2 separate regions of the Homo sapiens genome follow, and region 2 is linked to region 1. The links are chromatin loops, found by intact Hi-C in ENCODE. Cell type or tissue: ascending aorta. All regions are shown on one strand. Each heading gives the region's core, and the rest is flanking DNA. Links, peaks and the distances in the headings are about the cores only.

Region 1 (2,911 bases), core at 254-2,753:
AAGGTACAGAAATGACAAGTGAACTAAAACTCATTCAAATTAAAGTTTAATCAAGCTATAAGATCAATATCAGAGGCTGGGCACGGTGGCTCACACCTGTAATCCCAGCACTTTGGAAGGCCAAGGTGGGTAGATTGCTTGAGGTCAGGAGTTCAAGACCAGCCTGGCCAATATAGTGAAACCCCGTCTCTACTAAAAAAAATAAAAAAGTTAGCCAAGCATGGTGGCACATGCCTGTAATCCCAGTTACTCGGGCGGCTGAGGCAGGAGAATCATTTGAACTCGCGAGGCAGAGGTTGCAGTGAGCCGAGATCGCATCACTGCACTGCAGCCTAGGTGACAGAGCAAGACTCCATCTTTAAAAAACTGTCATAATTTATCTCTTTGGTAGTCCTATTAATTTGGGTCAGAGAGAAGTCGCTCCAGCTGTCTACCATACCACAGCTTCAGAACACCCGGGAACCCTCACCAGGCAGCAGCAGGCCAGGTATTAATCACTTTTACATTCGAAGTTCCTAGTGAGGTAAGCCTGCAATGCGTGATTGCTGATCTGAACTAAACGTGCATAAATGTTCTTTCACATCAACTGATAAGGGCTTTTCATGCTCCCGTAAAACAGTCACATAAGTAGACAGAGAACACTATTAAAATCAGCCTGAAACAATGTCTAAAAGTTTCCTGGATACTTAAGACTACTCTTATTTTTTTAAAAAAGTCAACTAACAAAATAGTACCTAGGAAATAATGAACCTCACTTTTACAGATGAGGAAACTGAAGCTCAGAAACATTAAGTGATCTGCACCAGAACACGTGATTTGGGTTAGAGGGGAGCCAGGAGGAGACAGTTTACATACACTCTTCAATGTGAACAACAACAAACGATTGACTCCAAACAACATCTACATTTATCCCAGTTGCCATTACTTCCGGTGTGCAATACAGGGCGAACTGATTAAAGCAGATATTTAATTGCTAGACTGAAGACTCCTTGAGCTTTTGTACTTTTGCCTACAATTCTGGTGGCAATAGGTTGCCAGGAGGGATGATAAGATTACTGGAATTGTCCTTCAAAGGAGAGCGCCCTTAATTTTTTTTTTTTTTTTAAAGAGACAAGGTCTCACTGTGTTGCTCTGGCTGGATTTGAACTCTTGGGCTCAAGTGATTCTCCTCCCTCAGCCTCTCAAGTAGCTGGTATTAAAGCCATGTGCCACCATGCCTGGTTGTCATCTCCTTTTAAATTCACCCATCTATTTTTCAAAAATAAACATTTAGTGACTAGCTACTATGAACTATAACATTTAATTCTCATGCTGACCTCGTGAGGAAGTGCCCCCACTTGGCCAAAGATAAGTGAGCGTTACGCAGGTTAAAATAGCTTGTCCAAAACTCCTCCATGCCCACACACTGGCCCTCCAGAGCCCATGCTGGTCCCGACAGGCCAGCTCCCACTGCGATGAGGCTCTGCACCCACGGCTTCTTGGCTTGGCATGCTGCCCCTTCACTGGCACAGCTTCCTCAGCAGACCCAGCTCAGTCCCACCCCTTGGTGCAACTCCTGGGGCAGACTGGCCCATCCACCAGGCTCTCAGAATCCTGGCACAAGGAACTGCCGAGGCTGGCTGACCTGTCTCTGTAGCTAGTCAAATAACTCACTTAAGACCAGAGGCCTACCCAGCCCTCCTGCAGACACCGGCAGAGCGGCCAGATTCTAGTCTGTGTTGTATAAATATGAGACATGATACACGTCTGCCTTCCGGATATAATCTTGTCAAACAGAGCTCAGCATTACTCTGCCACTTTATAATCCTTTAGTTAATGATACAGAGCTTCAAAAATATATGGCAAATTAAATCTAACTTGATATTTAAACTTTGATTTAAAAATACATGGGGTAATACAATAATAGTTTTTTATTCAGCCCAAAGAGAAGGAACATATTAAATAGTTCAAGGGAAGTGTTTGTAAGTGAATCACAGAACTTCTCACTTGTTTGGGTTCTGGCATTATGCTTAGAAGTCCTAAGATGGCCAGACAGGACAACATTGCTGAACAAGGAAACCTCATAGGCTCCCTGAGTTACTGGGAGGAGGGTGGGAGTGCAGGTCCTCTGCCTCCCTTCGGTCCCACTGTGGTCGGCATGACTCTGAAGGCTATGTGGCTCAAAAAAGAAGTCTGAGAAACCCCTGACGGTGTGGTATGAGCGGTGCCCACACCCAGTTTCGTGCCCAAGACTGTCCTTGGGCAGTCACATTTATATTTTAACCAAGGAACTGAGTCGTGTATTTCGAAAGCACCAACGGTCACCTTATTTTCACTAAGAAAACACAAACTGGGGCAAAGGGTAAGCCCCAGACCTGTTCTCTTTTTAGAGACATGAGGTCTTTTTAGAGAACAGCTGGGGGTAAATGCAGGGGAGAGGAGAAATGGGTTCAACTAAAGATGGAGTGAAAACAAAAAGAATGAACAGCCTCAATTTCTAGCCCAGAGGTTTCAAAAATAAGGATGAATTTGCAAACAGCCCCAACTTCTTAGAGCTTTTCTCTGTATTCCTGGCACCACCCTTTCAGGGCTATTTTTAGCTACAGGAGAATGGGGAGCAGACAGGGAAGGGTCTCCGTGTGGCCCAGCCTTACCTTGTGTGCCCTGCTGGGACTCCAGCTATCTTTAATTAATGTCTGAAGGACATCAGGCCAACTCTACTAGTGGTAAAAGGAAGCACAATGGTGAAATTCTACCCAGCAAGACTGACAGGCCCACTACTGGTATACCATTCCTGAGGTCCTGGGGCTTTTATTGAAAAAAGGCTCCATCTGGAACATTTAGAGAGCGATGAAGTAGAGTCTGTATATTTAAGAGTACAGAAAACAGGACTGCCTATTTACTTATCTAGTCCTGCCTCCCTGCTTCACAC
Region 2 (2,911 bases), core at 182-2,681, 58 kb before region 1:
CTGGGCAACACAGCAAGACTCCGTCTCAAAAAAAAAAAAAAAAAAAAAAGAGCTACACACTGGCAACCCAGAAACAGCCTCCCTCCTGGCCTGAGGAGCCACTGCAAGGCAGTCAGTGTCAAGGGCTCTGCTGTGGCTCGCCAAGCTGCAGCAGGTGTAGCAGCACCATCAGGCTCTGGCAGCAATGTCATTACAGCAGAGGGCATCTGGGGAGCCTGGAACACCCGGCAGGGTGAGAAGATCTAGGACTGACCCTTGAGACCAAATAAGCACTTCTGGGTATCCAGGCTGGACCCTGGAAGGGGGTCCACAAAGAAGGGACAGGATTATGAATTTCCTAATCTGGGAAAATTACATTACTTACATACCCAGCTGGGGAAGTGGGGCATATGGTTCTACATATCTTATTTTATTTCTCCAAAACATGCTAAGTGGTAGGTACTATTTTGATCTTCATTTTATACATAAGGAAGCTAAGCATTGGTAAAATAACTTGTCCAATGCCACACGACTAATAGGTGGGAAAAGTAAAATCTGGGCCCAGGTTTGCTGACCCCAAGGCCTTTGTTCTTAACCAGAATGTCCACTGCCACTCGTGGCTGTCAATAACAAGTGACTGACTTTATCATGACACAGCTTCTCCAGATAGCAAGGCCTGGGTCACACTGAGCCTGAGCTCTTCTTGTAGTGAAGGGAAGACCCAGAGCCAGATCTGAAATGAGCCCAACTTCCATGCTCAATGTTTTCATTCAGTAGGTGTTTGTCAAATACTATGTTCTCAGAAGGAAGCTTGCTTTTAGGAAATAAGAAGTCTAGCAAGGCCAGGCACAGTGGCTCACACCTGTAATCCCAGCACTTTAGGAGGCTGAGGTGGGAGGGTTGCTTGATCCAAGGAGTTCAAGACCAGCCTGAGAAACATAGCTTAAGACCCAATCTTAAACAAACAAACATACAGAGTCTAGTAGGATCCTTGCTTTCTAACATATCTTACCATCTGGTTGGGGAAACAGGAACAGCACATACAATGGTGAATAATACAAGGACATTTCCAATGAAGGACTAAATTGTATAGTACTGTCACTTTTACAGTAGCCCAGAGAAGAGGTGACTATGGGCTATACTGACTCAGGGAAGGTTTTATAAAGAATAAGCAACCTAAACCAAACACCCAAGAATGGGTGGGATTTGATTTAACACACTTACTAACCTTCTCCCCAGAACCAGCTATCATGGTTGGTTTGCTTCTTTTAAAGTCAATGATGGTAAGTTATGTGTTTAACTTTTCTTTTTTTTTCAATTCCGAACAGATTCTAATTTATTTTTCTCTTTGAGACAGGGTCTTACTCTGTTGCCGTAGCTCACTGCAGCCTTGAATTCTTGAGCTCAAGTGATCCTTCAGTCTCAGCCTCCCAAGTAGCTGAGATTACAAGTGCACACCAGCATGCCTGGTTAATGTTTTTTTTGTTGTTGTTTTTTTGTTTTTTGGTTTTTTTTAGTAGAACGGAGGTCTTGGTGCACTATGTTGCCCAGGCTGGTCTTGAACTCCTAGGCTCAAGCTATCCTCATACCTCAGCCTCCCAAAGTGCTGGGGTTACAGGCATGAGCCACCACACCCAGCCCAAACAGATTCTACATTTAGGAAAGAAAAAGATATAAACACAACATTAAAAAACATGTTACAACTGAAAGTATCTAACATTGCATCATGAGCTTTTCTAGTCAATGCTCATGGGATGTCTTATGATTTCCTAAGAGTATTCTGGCCCAGAGACAAATAATTTCAGTTTAGGATACAGGCATCTGCTACCATCTGAGATATTTCAAGAAATATAATAGAGGAAAAAGGAACAAGATGCCTGGTGCCAGGGGCCTATACTAGCCAACCGTAATCTGTTTTTCTCTCTTAATTTCTAACAAAATGACCAGAATCCTTCAAAGGAAAACAGAGTTTTACCCATGAAGTTAGTTTTTCTCCAAAGTTCTCCACTTCTCGTTTCTAGGGAGGATCTGTTCTGTTCCCAGGCCTTGCCAGGGTATAGAGGCGAATTCTCATGGACAACTTGAACACAGTGGCTTTCTTGGCACTCATATTCCAGATGAAACTCTGCAAAGGGCTGAAGTGAATCCCCCAAGCTCAGTCTGGTGAGCAAATCTCAGCTGGGGAGGGGTGCAGGTGTCTCTGATTCTGGGTTTGTCCCCTAACACAGAGGGCTTAGCAACTTCAGATCTAAACTGGCATTGACAATCAGATGTTTTGCTTGCTACATTGCAACAATTCACTGAACAGAGATTAGGTTCAATAAAACCAGCACCACCCACGTGGAGGACTTTGATAAAGAGGATGATTTGAGGGAGGCTCTATCTGGACAAGAAACCCCAGAACTAATCAGTTTCCAGCAAGCCTTGTTAGTCTTTGCTACATTCGCTAAAGGGAAGTATTTCTTTGCTGACTGTTGAATGATGGTAAACACAAAGCTGCAGTGCCCAGAACAAGGGAAGAAGGGAGGGGAAACGTGGGAGCAGGCAGGGGTAGACCCACAGAGAGAGCTGAGCCCAGGGAGAAGTCTGGTGGGAACGCCAGACGTCTATCCTCATTCCCTCCCAAGTGAAACCTAGATGTGGTCATTTTCCTTTTTGCCGGGGGAGTCATATTTTAAAAACCCTCATTTCTGCTTGTGTAGTTCTGGAATCTAAAACCCCAGAGCAATAGCAATCCCATCTAAATTCCTAAAATTCCATTGTTTTCCTAGACAATTGCTTCCTAACTTGTTGCCTCTAGTTTCTTGCTCTCTCTCATCTTTCCCACACAGTGGAACCACATGAATCTTCCCAAATATAACTTGGCATGCAACTATATTTATTCAGGATCTGTTCATGTTACCCCTTGACACAGAGAGGACATGGAAGAGGA

Evidence for each region. Peaks named below come from ENCODE experiments on the same cell type or tissue, not always from the same donor. Only the 100,000 strongest peaks of a DNase experiment are listed, where the experiment ranks them.
Region 2: a loop joins it to region 1, with 2.3 times the contacts of the local background. A loop is called at or near these places in 6 of 110 quality-filtered maps.

What each region holds. Positions count from the first base shown.
Region 1 is chr5:54,523,571-54,526,481 of GRCh38, reverse strand. All of the region lies in intron 1 of SNX18 (sorting nexin 18), which reads right to left. Among named protein-coding and RNA genes, the nearest start is that of SNX18, 7.3 kb to the right of the region's middle. In ascending aorta, for the core only: no CTCF peak of the experiment used is centred there; DNase peaks (open chromatin) are centred at 1,551 and 2,121; H3K4me3 peaks cover 2,500 bases; H3K27ac peaks cover 2,500 bases.
Region 2 is chr5:54,581,185-54,584,095 of GRCh38, reverse strand. It overlaps a transcript of SNX18 not described here. Among named protein-coding and RNA genes, the nearest start is that of SNX18, 65 kb to the right of the region's middle. In ascending aorta, for the core only: no CTCF peak of the experiment used is centred there; no DNase peak of the experiment used is centred there; H3K27ac peaks cover 1,962 bases.